2 separate regions of the Homo sapiens genome follow, and region 2 is linked to region 1. A link is an interaction called in ENCODE POLR2A ChIA-PET data of the cell type or tissue named here. Cell type or tissue: A673. All regions are shown on one strand. Each heading gives the region's core, and the rest is flanking DNA. Links, peaks and the distances in the headings are about the cores only.

What was found. Peaks named below come from ENCODE experiments on the same cell type or tissue, not always from the same donor. Only the 100,000 strongest peaks of a DNase experiment are listed, where the experiment ranks them.
Region 2: POLR2A ChIA-PET joins it to region 1 with 7 read pairs; 1 of 35 experiments calls an interaction of 5 or more read pairs at or near these places.

Annotation. Positions count from the first base shown.
Region 1 is chr3:190,375,478-190,383,662 of GRCh38, forward strand. It overlaps a transcript of CLDN16 not described here. Among named protein-coding and RNA genes, the nearest start is that of CLDN16, 8.6 kb to the right of the region's middle. In A673, for the core only: no CTCF peak of the experiment used is centred there; DNase peaks (open chromatin) are centred at 4,584, 4,894 and 6,304; H3K27ac peaks cover 3,824 bases.
Region 2 is chr3:191,692,689-191,700,873 of GRCh38, forward strand. No RefSeq gene overlaps it. Among named protein-coding and RNA genes, the nearest start is that of PYDC2, 240 kb to the left of the region's middle. In A673, for the core only: no CTCF peak of the experiment used is centred there; no DNase peak of the experiment used is centred there; H3K27ac peaks cover 672 bases.

The sequences.
Region 1 (8,185 bases), core at 2,810-6,809:
CAGGAAGAAACCAATTTGTTTTATGGTTGATCCTAGTTCCAGTTGAGAGATTTAGACATTGCTACACAAAGCAGATAGCAGGGGGTTAAAAAACAGGTTGTTATGGTACTACTTGAAATTTTAGATGTAAGTAAAACCAGATATTCATTAATGCATTTGCTTGTTCTTCACTTATCTCTTTATTAAACATTTACTGTTGATCCCAGTTTGTTTCCTTTGAGTCTCCCCTCTATCCAGCGAGGTTTTTGTGGGTTAATGCAAAATGAGTGCCTCACAGGTTTTCCATTTTTAGAAGATTCGGCTTCTGCAACTAAATTGTTACTTTCCTCTGGTCATCTTCTTTCACTGATTCTTGTTCATCTCTTCACCCTTGCCTCTCAGTTAAACATTCACACCCCTCCCCCCACAAAAAAACACCCTGAGTTGTCACCTGGCTTCAAACGTATGTCTCTGCTGTGCCAGTATCTTGATCTCAGATCACTTCTGGCAGAATAATTCCAGTAACCCCCTCCATTTTTGCCAAGCAGCACAATTATTCTCTTGTACTTTTTGTTTGTTTTAGTGGCAGGTACTACTAGGTATAGCTTGGAACTGAAAGAACAATAGGGTTGGATGTTTGAGGCACAATTCTCAAAGGAATCCACATCATTGACTTCAGAATATGTTGTGCTGAAACTATCAATTACAGATTTATTATTAAGAATCCTGTACCAATTTGAGCACATAAGACTTTCCCTAGCATTTGTGCAGGAGAACCGCATTTCTGAGGAGTATTAAATGGTCATAAGGATTGTATTCTGAGAATATTAATGATATGAAAGATTAGAAAATTAAAGAAATATAAAATTTTGATAATTCAACAACAGAAATGAAAGGTATGTTGATGATTACTGAAGAAGTCACAAAATTGAAAAAAAAATCTTAGTCTCCGACCTTCAGGAGCTGAGAACTTGGTGGGAGAGATGCACAAACACATAAATATAAGTAAAACTATAAAGTGTTATGAGAGAAAAATCAACAAAAGCATCTTCCATAGGAATATACAGCAAGGAGAGAGTAATTTTAACCAAAAGAGTCTGAAAAAGTTACGGGAATATAAAGGGGTGTACATGGTCATGTTGTAGGCAGAGGAAACAATTTGAGTAAATAAGCTAATGATTTGCAAACCGAATGTATTCGTTTAGGTATCCAAACTTAATCACTGATCTAATGCTGCCATGAGAGAAATGTAAGGCATTTCTCTGCCCATAAAGAATTCCCATCCTGGTAAGGAGAAGAGACACAGAGAATTACAGTTTGATAAGTGATGTAACAGGAAGAGGTAGACTCAGAGAAGCTATCTCAGGCAGTTCTTTCTCAGAATCTCCTGGTAATTCAATTTTAAGAAATGGCAATGCCTGTAAATCACTATTTATCTGGGCATCTGATGTTTAATAGCAATTCCCAGGTGACTCTGGTGATCAAACAGGCTTTAGAATCAACTAACTATCGGATGATGAAACCTGAGTCTAGACAGAGGCAGAGAAGCTAGTTAAGTGCTGAAGGAGTGAGGAAAGGAGAAGGACAGAAATCTTCCAGGCAACGGGAAGAGCCTTTTTTGGATGCCAGAGAAAATGTTACTGGGTTCAAAGGAACTGTATGCATTTCAGAACCGCAAGAAAACAGGGTACATATTAGGGATGCATAAGAAGTGAATCTAGAGAGGAAAAGAAGAACCAGCTTGGGAAAGATCTGCATATTGTGCTGCATACTTTGCAGTTTTTTCTGCTATTGATGAGAATCTTTAAAAAGATAGGAATGTGGTAAAGGAAGCACCAAGCAAATGCTGCTGCTAATGCATTTGATATCCAAATAACTTTTTTTTTCACTTCTGTTTAAGTTCTTGGGTTGAAACATTTTACTAAAAATGGAGGTCACATGGTCATCATCCTTCTATCATAAGAGTTTGTACTCTTGGGTTCCATTTGGGTCTCCGTTAGTTTCATCTCTGCAAATAAGTTTAGTTGAGCTTTGTCCCTGGTAAAACAAAACAAAACAAAGCAAAACAACTCTGTATTTTGAGATTCTCTGTTTAAAGTCTCCTTAGATGTGAAAATAAGTAACAGTTACTGGTTTGTATTCAATGTATGTTATTAATCACTATGAAAAGCTCTAAAATCTCTGTTTTCTGATTAGTGATCTTTGGTTGCCAAAAAATTCCAGTGAAATATAGTTCTTTAAGCCCTTGCTAAGAGCAAGATGTGTGTGTAAATTCTGCGAGTGATAAGAGGGTGAGCGGGCACCCTCTCTGCCCTTATGAATCTTACAGGTAGAGCTAAAAGTGTAAAGAAGGTTTGAGTCTTAGGTTTCTCGTTAACAGCTGTCATCCTGGGAAAATACTTGCCTGCAACCTTATTTATTCATCTGTAAAAGGAATTCCTGAACAAGAGTATCTCCAAACTCCTTTCTAGTTTTAACTAGGAGTTTCCAGAAATCTAGCAGAGAAAGATATGGGGATAACAAAGTAGAAGTCTATATTGCATAGTGTTATTTAGGACCATGTTCTCTGGAGTCAGTCAAACCTGGGTTTAAATCCTGGCTCCATTATTTACTTACTGGAAAAACTGGGATAAGTTACCACCCCAATCATCTGTTTCCTTGTCCATTAAACACATGCTTATAATAGTGACTACCTCTTATATAATTATTATTACAACAAGCAAAGAGCTAATAATAATTCAAAGAAAAGGTCACGTATGAATGAGGGCTCACAATGCACTTACAAGAAGACAGCAATTGAGAAGATCCTTGAAGATGAAGGAGGGTCTCAGTAGGTAGAATCAGCAGACGAGAGATAAGAGACAAAAATGAGAGAAGTTCTTTCTAAAGGAGGGTAAAACTCACAAGGTTTTCACACATGTAGAGAACAGGATATACAGTACAATAGAACCTTCTACCTTTCATGAGTGATGCTTCCCTGAGGGCTGATCACTCATGATCACTCATGATTGAAACTACTTCACTGATAAATTCAAGGGAATGAAGTGACTTGCTTCATCGTTTCAGCAGAGAGCTTTCATGAAACCAGGATGGCAGTCCAAATATCATGGGTGCCAGGCCCTGATTCCATCCTATTCAATGGTAGATGAGTTCTTACGTATGAGTCCTGCTGTCGGATCTTGATGAGTAAGGGTTTGGACAAGTAACAGGTGAAATGGAAACTTGTTCCTGAATAAGTGCCAGTTTTGAGTAGGCCTCACTCTCCTTGGGAGGACTTCCATCTCCCTGACTCATCTACATTGGCTTTTGTAATTTCCACTGGACGTTTGCCTGTGTTCTACTTTGCTTGTCTTGGATCCAAACTCCAATTCTGCCACTTTCTAGCTGTGTCAGGTTGAATAAGTCACTTAATATATAGTCCTCATTTTCGTCATCTATAAAATGGTGATATGATGCCTTTCTAATTATGTCTTGTAGTACAAAATAAAAATAAATACAAATGTTTATATACTCCAATTGAATATGATTAAAATGAGGAATAATGATAGTTATTTCCATTAATTCTTCAAAAACTGGGCTATAGACCTTTGAAAATTTGAGGCGTAAGCAAAGAAACGTACTTGATTTGTTGTTGTTGAGCCTCAGTTACATAGATTGGCTTTCTATAATGGTCAGATCAACTGAACAATTGTCAAAGTTTCACCTCCTTCATTTCAATACAATATAAGCTAAAAAATTCTGAAGTGTACCTTGGACTGAAACCAAGTTTCTATAATTCCAGTCCATTTTTCTATTAAAATGATTAGCCTCTTGAATGTAAAATGTATTCCAAAATAAACTACACTATTACAGGGTCACCTTAGAAGGATCTCTTTAGAATGCTCACAGTAAAATATCTCATCTGATAGAAAGATAGCAAAAATCTATCGAGAGCCTAAATACTATTGGATACCCTCCCCCAACTAGAATATCTTGTTCACTGATGAATTTCTGGTGCCTAGCACAATGTATGGCACATAGAATTCATTTGTTCATTTATTAATTCACTCAACATATATGTATTAAAACCCAGAATTTAATAAAGCTAGTCACACAATCTTTATTCTCATTGGGCTTCAACAAACAAACAAACAAACAACATCATCATGTGGTCATCTACAATGATACATTCACTGTACTTGGTATTGCTGTGCATGTACAAGCACAGGCAAAAGAAAGCATCCCTGCTCCTAAGTTGTTTATAAGATGCTTCTCACGAACACATTTCTTAATACAGTGATGCACATTCACAAGTCTTTGTCTTTGTTCAAGATGTTTCCCTTTAGGAACACTCCCTTCTTTTCTAAGAAATTCTTATTATTTAAGAACTACATCAACCATTATCTTTTCCATGAAGCTTTTTGTAATGAGTTTCCAGAGGCATTAATCATTTCCTCATTTATGGTCCTATAACATTTTGTGGAAACATGTATTTCAACATTGTAGACCTAGATTGATCTATCTATGTCTATCAACTCTGTCTATCTATCTATCTATCTATCTATCTATCTATCTATCTAAACTTCTATTTGCCTGCAAGCTTCTTGAGTGGCATTCTATTAATCTATAGTTACTAAGTGGCTGACCTAAGCCTGACATATTCTCTACTTGGTGAATCCCATTCCTTCCTTTCTTCCTTCCTTCCTTTTCTTCCTTCCCTCCCTTCCTTCCTTCCTCCCTTCCTTCCTTTTCTTCCTTCCCTCCCTTCCTTCCTTCCTCCCTTCCTTCCTTTTCTTCCTTCCCTCCCTTCCTTCCTTCCTTTCTTCCTTCCTTCCTTCTGTTTTTTGGTTATAGACTAATAAACATCATCTAGAGGTATCAAATATATAGAAAGCTTAATTGTGACATACTAAACTATCCAGTTACTGATTCTAAGTCCAACAAAAAGAGAGGAGAGTAACTGAAGATATCAATTTGGGCTTCACAAAGTTAATATTTATTCCTGAGGGATGGTTAGGATTATGATAAATGGTAGGGAAAATAAAAAAGCATTTTAGGCAGAAGAAATTGCATAAATATGTTGAGAGACTGAAGTATTCATGGGTTAAGAAGAAAGCATACAATTGACCAATGAGATCTAATTAAACTAAAGGGCTTTTGCACAACAAAAGAAACTATCAACAGAGTAAACAGACAACCTACAGAATGGGAGAAAATTTTTACAATTTATTATGCATCTAACAAAGGTTGAGAATTGCTTGAACCCAGGAGGCAGAGGTTGCAGTGGTCTGAGATCGCGCCATTGCACTCCAGCCTGGGCGACAAGAGTAAAACTCCATCTAAAAAAATAAATAAATAAAAATAAATAAATTAGTAAAATTTTTAGTTGTGTATCAAGAAATCTGGACAATCAAAGCCTGAAGTTGCTTCCCCTTATTGAGAAGAAGGAAATGGAAATGGTTCTATAAAATTAACTGATGCAAGGCAGGGTTCCCGGTACCAGAGCTAAATAGGACAGCATGGAAGTTATTCAGATGAACAATGAGTGTGAGTACAAGTTGCACCCTAAGGAATACTAAGTATAAAAGATGGGGAACCCAAAGTTAATTCTCAAGTCCAAAGGTCAGGACTGGAATACAAATGACAAATAAACTACAAAGGCTGCAAATTCAGGAAGCCATTAGAAGATAGGGAGGTGACGCCGGTGCAGTGCAAACAGCGAGAAAAAGAGTAAAGGGAGAGAACTCTTGGTAATTTCCTAAAATACAATTGATTAGAACTTGTTTTTATTAGTTTCCCCATACCTGGTTGGTGGGAGTTCACTCTGGTTTAAAAGTGTAAGTAGATGGAAGTTTAAGTTTACAGGTAGCAGTAAAAAAAGATGCTACCTAATCTGTTGCTTGATCACTGTTACTCTCTTGTCTAAAACCTTCAGTTACTCTCAAAGATAAGTTCAAATTTATCCATGCTCCTTCATCTGGAACTGAAGATCTTCCACAAGGTTACCATCACCTGCCACTCCAGCTTCATTTTCTTATGCTGACCTAAACATATGCTAAACTCTGGACATACCAAAGTACTCACTCACTGCTTCTTAATTTAATACTTACTCCTACTGCCTCTAGGCCCTTGATAATATTATTTCTATCCCTGATGTGATTTAGCACCAGTGTATTGGAATAAAATAGAAAGTTAGTCATCTAACTTTCTATTTTATTGTGTTAGGTAGGGACTGCTTTTGTATATTTGTCACTCCAGAATGTTTAAGTGAGAACAGATGTGCTGAGTTAAGAACACACCAGTTAAGCTAACTGGACTGGGAAGGTTGGCATGAGTGCAGTGATAAGGACTCAACCTAACAGTTTATAGAGAGTATCCTACATTTCCTGGCAATTTCAGTGTTTCCTTGCCCAACATGGATTAAGTACACACTGAAATCTTACCATTTGCATAGTCTTTTTGATTTACAAAGAAGAGCTGACATTGACTTCATGAGAGAATACTTAAATATTTGGAGAGAAAACAAGAAGGAAATACAAAATAATGAAAGGATATTAATAATGACCAATTGAATGTGTTTGAGTCAAAAGAAAAAAAAAAGCCTCAACTTGTGAGATTAAGCCCAATTCAGACAGATTCATTTTATGTCCTATTTCATAATGAACATAGGATATATGTGGAAGGGTGTAGGGCATTCAAGAGAAAGGTTTTATGCCAGAATGACTTCATGAGTTGCCTACTAACTCAAAGGGAGTAGAATGTTAACCTTTCACATTAGGTTTATTCCAACCTGGTTCACTCAAAACACCCCCCATTGCTTAATCATGCTGTACCATGATGAACATCTTGTTTTTCCAGGTGAAGTAAGTTACAGAATGAGTAACAACATATGCCTTGCTACTGAATTTGAGGCTGATTTTTGATGAATGATTCACTGAGTAATTGCTGAGGTTTGGCTTAAGTAAAACTTGAATTCTATGAAAGAAAACAGATGCATAAACAGCATACTATTTTCAGGGCCTCATGCTTGCCCAAGCATTCTCCACATTGGAGATGTCAATTATTCCCATCATGAACTGATTCATGAATTTTGTAGGTAACATTTGTACCAATGGTGATCCTACCACTATTTGAACCCCCACCAAACCAGACCATTTCCCTTTCAGTCAGTTCTAACTGTTGGAAAGTCCCTTCTTAATTGAGCATAATTCTGCTTCTCTGTGCTTTTACAATATTTTCTAGTTATATTCTCTGAAGCCTGCCAGAAAGATCATAATTCCTTTGGGCCATCCACCCATTATTTAAAACCCACTGTCACGTTTGCTCTGTTCCCTTTTTGAAAACAATTAAAATACTCTTTTTGTCCCAATTTCCTTCAGTCATGCTTCATGTGAGATAGTTGCCAGATAGTTGCCGATCTCCTCATTAATCTCACTAACTGGAACCTTCTCTAGTTGGGCTTTATCTTAAATAGTGGTACCCAAGAGTAAACACAACAAATCCAGGTGTGGGCTGCCCGTAATGAACACTAGACTTCCAGTGCAACATCACATAAGCTAGTGTAATAGGATTTTAAATTAGAATCATTTCTGACTCAGTTTTTACTGAATCCACTAGACAATAAAGACCAAGTTCCAAAATGAAACAAGAGACCTATGCCGGAGTTGCAAAAATGGTGTCTGAGAACCAGTTTTGCAGCCCCTAGTGGACCAGCTATCTCTCTCCCTTTCAAAACAAACAAACAAACAAATAAACTTAACCCCAAGAAAGGAGTTAGAGTTTAGGAGATAATTTTTGGAGGGAGCTATTGATATGTACTGAGTACCACTTTTATGTCACCACGGAGGGGGCAGACACTGGGAGTTCTTGAATCTCACTTTAAGCCTAAAGAACAAGGCTTCAGTTCATCTGCTCTGAACACTTGGTGTTTGCTCCCTGGATCTAGAGAAACACGGTAAACCTGTGCACTTCTCCAGCTAAGAAATCTAAGGAACAAAAGTTCTAGCAGACACATTGCCTACATGATGGAAGATGACTGCATGATGGAGGAGTGGCTATAAAGAGATTTGGCCTATGTACAGGGGTACAGATACTCATATCACTGGAAGGAAGCGGTATCTTTGTGCTTTGAAATGACTAAAATACATTATATTACCTGAAACATTACCTGAAAATGACATAAATGTCATAGAACTTGCCCTATATTTTATTCAAGGGTCAGGGGAAG
Region 2 (8,185 bases), core at 2,628-6,627, 1.3 Mb after region 1:
TTCTTACCCGATACAGAATTAGTGAAAAGTAAGGTTGTCTGAATATCACTCAGATGCTTCATAGTCCTCTTTAGATCTGGCAGAATAGCATCTTACCTTTAAAGTTGAAGAGAAGGATGATGCATAGTTCTTAATACCACGATGTAGTAAGGTCTGGCTTGTTCTACTTTTTGAGATAAGCAATATTCTCATCGTCTAGGCTGATGATTCCCAAACCCAGTGTAGTAAAACGCCCTAAGATGGTCACAATCATCCAAGCCCTTATGTAATTCCCTCCCCTTGATTGTGGATGAGATCCATAACTTGCTTCCAACTTGTTTTGTGTAATATGTGGCAAAAGTGATGGGATATCTCTCCCGTGATTGTGTTTTGTCATATAAGGTGCTATCTTAGCAGACTAGAAAAATAGATTCTCTTATAGCCTTGATAAAGTAGACACTATGTTGTGACTTGTGAAGAGAGGTACCTCTTAGGGAACTGGGGGCAGCCACTAAAGACCTGAACGTGGTCTCTAGCAGGCAGTCAGCAAAATGTTGGGTATCTCAGTAGACTACTATGCGGAAATAAATTCTGCCAACAATCTGAATGATTTTGGAAGCAGAGTCTCCTCAGTTTGAGCTTTCAGACACGAGTGCAGCCCAGCTAATGCCTTGAGTGCATCCTTGTGAGACCCTGAGCAGAAAAACCAGTTAAGTTTTGCATGGATTCCTGACCCAGAAAAACTGTAGGATAATGTGTTTTTATAAGCCACCAAGTATGTGATAATTTGTTATGCAGCAATAGAAACCTCATACACATGGTTATTTATCAAATTAACCTAGAAAAGCAAGTTAAAATATATATTCTTGTGGATTTTTAATTGTTTGCTTTTTATACTTTGTAAATAATTCATGAGCTTGGGTTGAGCCACGTATTTTTTAAAAAGATACATCATGCTTGAGAATAATCCTCAAAACGGTATTTGAAAATCAGTGCTCTAGACACTACACAGAAGAAAGCCCCTTTCAGGGGATTGCAAGTTAGAACATGGGGCCTGGGGAAAATCCCAAGTATAACCACATGAATGGATTAAATCTGAGTCTCTACTTGTGGGGCAAATAAATATAAAGGGATATCTTTTTCATTCAATTCAGGCCTGTTAAGAAGCAAAAGCCAAAACAGGAAATTAGAAATTTGACAGCTTTATTGGAGGAAATGCCTGCAAATCATAAAGGGGAATGGAGCAGGAGTAGGCAGTCAGAGGCTTCAGAAAATGACACAGATCTGACACTAGCGAAACAAAAGGGAAAGGAAGGCTTGAGCTCTTCCTAGCCTCTCAAACCTCGGCACAGCACTGTCTCAGCTGGGCTAAAGGGAATCCTCAAGCAAAAGTTGACTACTCAGGCAAAAATGGCCCAGCTACTACCACCACTGTGCCCAGTCATTGGTTAGAAGAAACCTGAGGAGCATGGCTTTCATGTTTGTATCTAGGTGGATCCAGGGGTGTGGCAGTGGGACTGTCAACTATGCTCCTTAGAGCACTTTCTCTTAAAGGGTATCTGAGAGACACACCTCTCTGGCCACTGAGAACTTTTAATTAAGTTATATCATACTCTTCTTAGATGTGTGCAGCTCAATCTATCTAAACCACTATCTTTTTCCTTTGCCTACTATCTGACTGAGAAACATGCCTGGTCTTTCTAGTGAAAGGAAAAAATAAGCGTCACACTGTTCAAGGAAATTCCCCCACATATTCCCCCCCAAAAAAGAGGTGGCTTTATTAGTTCAGATCTTGCGTGAATGTATGATTCAGTAAGAGCAGAGCATTTGTATAAAAGAACTTACACACATTCACATTGCCAAGTTTATAATGTAATTGTCAATCATCTAAGTCACTTTACATGTATTAAAACATGCTCTGTCACCCACTGGCTACCAGTGTTTTGTTATTTAGTTTTTACCTTCTCTTTTTCTCACTGTTTTCTTCCTTCATCTTTTTATTTGAAACCTTTTTTTTGTGTGTTCCTGAAGGCACGATATAACGACAGAAGTTTTTAGGAATTCCAAGAGATACTTTTATCCTTTTAGTAGGAACAAATTTTGCTTTCAAATGAAATTATATGAATTCAACTTTTAAATCGAACCCAGTTCTCATGAATAGACTTTTTGTAGTTGCTATATTACTTTAATTAATTATTTCCTCATTTATTCTTCATTAGGCACAATATCAGATGCTTGAAGATACCAATTTACCAATGTGTATAAGACATACACTTGAGTCAAAGAACTTGAAATACAATAGAATGAGGTGACACACATTGTAACTATGAAGTGTGGAATGTAGTGATTTAATTAAAAACGGAGGAATACAAAGTGCTAGGGAGATTCAAAGGAAGATTTTTCCTTTTCCTGGAGTAATCAAAGATGGCATTCATAAGTTGATGATTAAACTGAACCTTAAAGAAATGAGCTAAATTTGGCTTGTGAGAAAACGGAGGTGTTACACTGTGCAGAACCTGCAACCTAGGAAGACAGGAAACTTGTCAGATAAGGAATTATTTCCATTATTGAAAGAGCTCTATATTCCCCTTCTAACGTCCTCATATAGAGATCAGATTAGCCAGTTTATAGAGTAGTTAGCAGCTCTTAGACTTTGCAATCTTAGTAAACACTGTATTGAAGCTCAGTCTTACGATAGCAGCACGGTATGTTTAATAGAAGACATGGTAATTTTAGGTTATTTTGCTGCAGACTTTAAGAGGCCTTTAAGGCAAAACCCTTTCAGACTAGTTGCTTTATATCATTAAAAAAAGATAAGGGTTTTATGAAACATATTGCCCCTTAGGCACAGCTAAATCACTCTTTCATAGCTCAGATGAGGCTGGTTCCTTGAGCATTCAGGACTGTTTCAGTGCTAATTTTAAACTGAATGCTTTAGATAATTCCATATGCTATTTGAGCTTCAACTAGAAGGATACATTTGCCAATGCTAACATAGAGAATGCTCTTTATTTTATGGTTTTAAAAAAGTTTAGATTGATGGTGTCTTTTTAACGTGTTAATTTGTCTGCCAAGTGTGCCTTTTCAGGATGGGTGTTAAAATTTTGTCGGCCTCGTAAATGTGCTGCTTCCTGAGATATTTCTTTATTACCATGTCTTTGCAGGAAAGCACTTGCCTTAGAATTACTTTTGTGCATGTCTGATTCCTCCTTTATATTTACAGTTTCTTGTGGTGTAGCTTTTGTTTGATTCATCTTTGTAGCTCAGGAGTGTCTAGTATATAATAGGTACTTTAAAAGGCTTGCTGTATCCCATCATCTATCAGTATATCTCAATGAAACATAAACTACACTGGATGACCCTTGAATACCTTTCTTATGAGAGATTATGTGATCTCAAAGTGTTCCTCAGCTTTTTGTTAGGAGTATCTCATAGTACTAACTCATATAAGTTCAGGATTTTTTTTTTAGATTTTTCTATTTCAGCATCCTTATGTGCAGGCATGTGGGATAATCAAAGATGACATTCAGAAGTTGGTGATTAAACTAAACCTTAAAAAATGAGGTTTCTCTACCATTGTCTACTGTTATGAGAATTTTATTTTAATGATGTCAGGTAACTACCACTGGCAAATATGGATATCACTACCCTGGCCATGGAGGGGGGATTCAATAGGTATAAGTCTTTCCCTAATTACCCACTGCACAAATCAGACAAGGGTGCTGTGATTTTTAGTCAACTTTATTGCAGTATAATTTGCATGCAATAATAAATGTCTCCATTTTAAGTGCATAGTTACAAAAGTTTTGGTAAATATATTACTCATATAACTACCACCCCAATCAACATTTACATAAGCCTGGAATGTCCCCTTAGACCTTTTGTAAATAAATCCCTCCCATCCTTGCTTCAGGCAAAAGATGGTCTTCTTTCTGTTACTATGCAATAGTTTTGCATGGTCTAAAGGTTTTATATAAATGAAATCAAACAGCATGAACTTTTTTTTTATTTGGCTGCTTTCTCTCCATACAAAGTTTTTGTAATTCATTTTGTTATGGCACAGTCATGCACAGTTTATTCTTCTCTACCTCTGAGAATTATCCTGTTGTACAATTATCTCATGGTGTATTCATGTGTTGATGAACATTTGGATTGTTTCCAATTTTTAACAGTTATGAATAATTCTTTTATTTAATAGTTAATATTTTGTGTGGTTATAGGTTTTGATTTCTTTGAGGGTAACTATCCAGTCATGGGATTGCTAGGTCATATGGTAAATGCATGTTTAACTTGTTAAGAAGCTGCTAAATATTCTCTAAAGTAAGGATACCATTTTATATTTTCACCAGGAATGTACGAGAGTTTCAGCTATCCCATCTCCATTTTAGTAGTTGGAGTTTTCAGTCTTAATTTAGCCATTCTTATTGTTGTGTAGTATTATCTCATCATGAATTTACTTTGCATGACCTTGAATTAAAAAAATTGGCATGTTTTTATGCATTTAGCTATTTGTATATCTTCCATAGAGAAATATCTGCAGCCAGGTACAGTGGCTCATGCCTGTAATCCTAGCACTTTGGGAGGCTGAGGCGGGAGGATAGCTTGAGCTCAGGAGTTCAAGACCAGCCTAGGCAACACAGTGAAACCCCTCCTCTACCAAAAATACAAAAAGTAGCCGGGTGTGTTGCCTGTGGTCCTAGCTTCTTGGGAGGCTGAGGTGGGAGGATCACTTGAGTCTGGGAGGCGGAGGTTTCAGTGAGTCAACATCATGCCACTGCACTCTGGCCTGGGTGACAGAGTGAGACCCCCTTTTCAAAAAAAAAATCTGCTTGAACATTTTACTCATATTTTATTAGTTGTCTTATTATTACAGAATTGTAAGAATTCTTTATGTCTTGTGTATACAAACTCTTTTTCATACATGCATTGCCAATTATTTTTTCCTAGTTTGTGGCTTAGATTTTTATATTCTTAATGATGCCTATTATGAGAAAAAGGTTTTAATTTTAGTGAGGTCCAATTAGTTTTTTATTTTATTGTTCATGCTTATTATGTTATATCTAAGACATTTTTGCTTGCATCAATATTATTACTATTATCTGTATTTCTCTTCTGAAAGTGTTATCAATTTGCTTATGTTTAGGACTACCATCTATGTCAAGTTAATTTTTATTTGATGTGAGATTAAAGTTGTGATTCATTTACTTTTTATATTGATATACAGGTGTTCCAGCATAATTTTTTCAAAAGATTTTCCTTTCCTTATTGAAATATGGTACCTTTGATTTATGGTACAATTGATTTGAAGAATATCAATTAATGTGTCCAATTATTTCTGGGCTTAATATTCTATTTTATGGATCGCTATGTCTGACCTCACACCAATACCAAAATGTTTTGGTTTCTGTAGCTTTGAAGTAAATATTAGACTCAGATAAAATATGTTTTTAATCTTTATTTTTCTGTCTTCAAAATTTTAGTAGCTAATTTAGGTCCTTGACTTTTCCATATACATTTAGAATAAGGTTATCAATTTTTATAAAAAAAATGTTGAGTTCCAATTCTTTTGAATAGATAACCAGCAATGGAATTCCTAAACAATATAATAATTTTATTTTTAATTTTTGAGGAGTTGATATACCGTTTTCCAGAGTTGCTGCACCATTTTACATCCCATCAACAATATACAAGAGTTCTCATTTCTCCAGATTCTCTCCAACAATTGTTCCCCCCTTTTTTTTGGTGGCCCATCCTACCGATGTAAGGTGATATTTCATTGTGATTTTGATTTGCATTTCTCCGATGACTAGTGATGTTGAGCATCTTTTTATAAATTTCTTGGCTATATGTCTGTCTATTCTATTTGTCTAATTTTGCTGTTGTTGCTTGTGCTTTTGGTGTTGTATTCCAGAAATCATTGCCAAGCCCAAAGTCATAAAGTTTTCTTTTTAAGTTTTCTCCTAGAAGCTTACAGTTCCAGGACTTATGTCTAAATCTTCAATCCATTTTGGGTTGATTTTGCTGTATAGTATACAATAATGGTTCAATTTCATTATTTTGCATGTGGATATCCAGTTTTCCCATTACTGTTTGTTGGAGAATGTTCTTTTTCCTTTGCATATTCTGGGCACTCTTATTGAAGATCAGTTGACTATATATGCATGGGTTTATTTATGGGTTCTCTATATGTCCCTTCATTTTTATATCTATTTTTATACCTATTAAAACAGTACCATAGTGTTTTAATGACTAACATTTTGTAATGTATTTTAAAATCAGGAGATGTGATGCCTCCAGCCTTCTTTCTCAAGATTGCTTAGTCTACCTTGAAGAGATATATGCACTACCATGTTCATTACAGCATTATTTACAATAGTCAAGATATCAAAACAATTTAAATGTCCATTGACACATAAATGAATAAGAAACATGTGAAATTCACACACAATATATTATTATTCAGCCTTTTGAAAATCCTGACTTATGTGACAACATGGATGTATCTGGGAAATGTTATGCTAAGTGAAATAAGCCAGTCACAGAAGGACAAATGCTGCATGGTTTCACTTACATGAGGTATCTAATATAGGAAAACCCATAGAAACTGAGAGTATAATAATACTTTCCAAGGGCTTAGGGGCAGGAGAATGCGGAATGGGGAGTTGTTTCTCAGAGCATAAAGTTTCAGTTATAGAAGGAGAATAAGCTCTAGAAATCTGGTGTAGAACATTGTTCCTATAGTTAATAATACTGTATTTTATACTTAAACATTTGTTAAGAGGGTAGATCCCATATTAAGTGTTCTTACTACAAAAGAAGGAAGGAAGGGAGGGAGGAAAGAGGGAGGAAAGGGAGGGAGGGAAAGGAGGGAGGGAAAGGAGGGAAGGAATGAAGGGGAGGGAGGGAGGGAAGGAACGAAGGGAAGGGAGGGAGTGAGGGAAGAAAGGAAGGAAGGAGGGAAGGAATGAAGGAAGGAGAAAGAAAGAGAAAGAAAGAGAAAGAAGAAAAAGAAAGAAAGAAAAAGAAAGGAAAGAAAGAAAAGAGGAAAGGGAAGGGAATGGAAAGGAAAGGAAGAGAAAAAGGAGGAGGGAGAGAAGGAGGGAAGGAAAGAAGGAAGGAAGGAAAGAAGGAGAGAAAGAAAAGAAAAAGAAAGAGAAAGAAGGAAAGAAAGAAAGAAAGGAAGCAAGCCTAATCAATTCTAACCTGTGCAATTAAACAAAGATTAGGGTATTGGTAAGAATACATTTCCCTACAATTTTTTTTTAATTGAGAACTTCTCAAAATATAATGCCTTAATCCAAAGCAATAAATTTCAATTACTCTGAAAGGCCAAAAAAATAAGATTATTTGAGGAGAGAAACAACTTTACCTAATTATACAGTTTATAATGTACAATGAAATAAAATTCCCTTGAATTTAAGTTTATTATTACTCATTTGTAATTATCCTCATGTAGATAAGATGTAGGCTTCTCCACCCAAGTCATCTAACTGCTACATGCTTCTATGTTACTCACTGCCTAGTGAAGTTGAACTGTAATTTAAATAAAAAATATATATATTTTTAAAATGTTCTATATTAATTTTAGAAACCACATTGGGATTTTGCTTGGACTTTTGTAGAATTGACTGATAAATTTTGGAATAATTACAGTCATAGTTATACGGAGTCATTCTTTATCCATAAAAAGGGTATATGTCTTTGATGATGTAAGTCTTTTTTAATTCCTCTTAGCAGTATTTTATAATTTCAGTAAGTATAGGTCTTGTCCATGCTTTGCTCAAAATATGTGTGAGTTTACATACTTTTAAAAATGTTTAAACTTTTTATTGTAAAATAACTTTAGTCTCATAAAAGTTGCAAAATTATACATAAAATTTTCTTATGTTCTTCATGCAACTTCCTGTAATGACATATGGTTTGTAGGGTAGAGTACTGGCAAGGAGAACGTTGCATAGAGAAAACTAACAGAGTTCTACAGAGGATCCCCCCGAGAATTTAGTGGATTAAAGTCGGTGCATGTGTATGTGCATTTAAGGATGTGGAAAGAATCACTCAAAAGGATTTTAAAAATCTCTGAAGTGTAGAAAGGACTAGGATTATTGCCTCTTCTTACTAGGCAGGACAAAAATCCTGATCACTCACAGGAGATGAGTTAGAGAAGGCAAGATAATTTTTGCCTCAGGAAAGAAATAATTAACCTAGA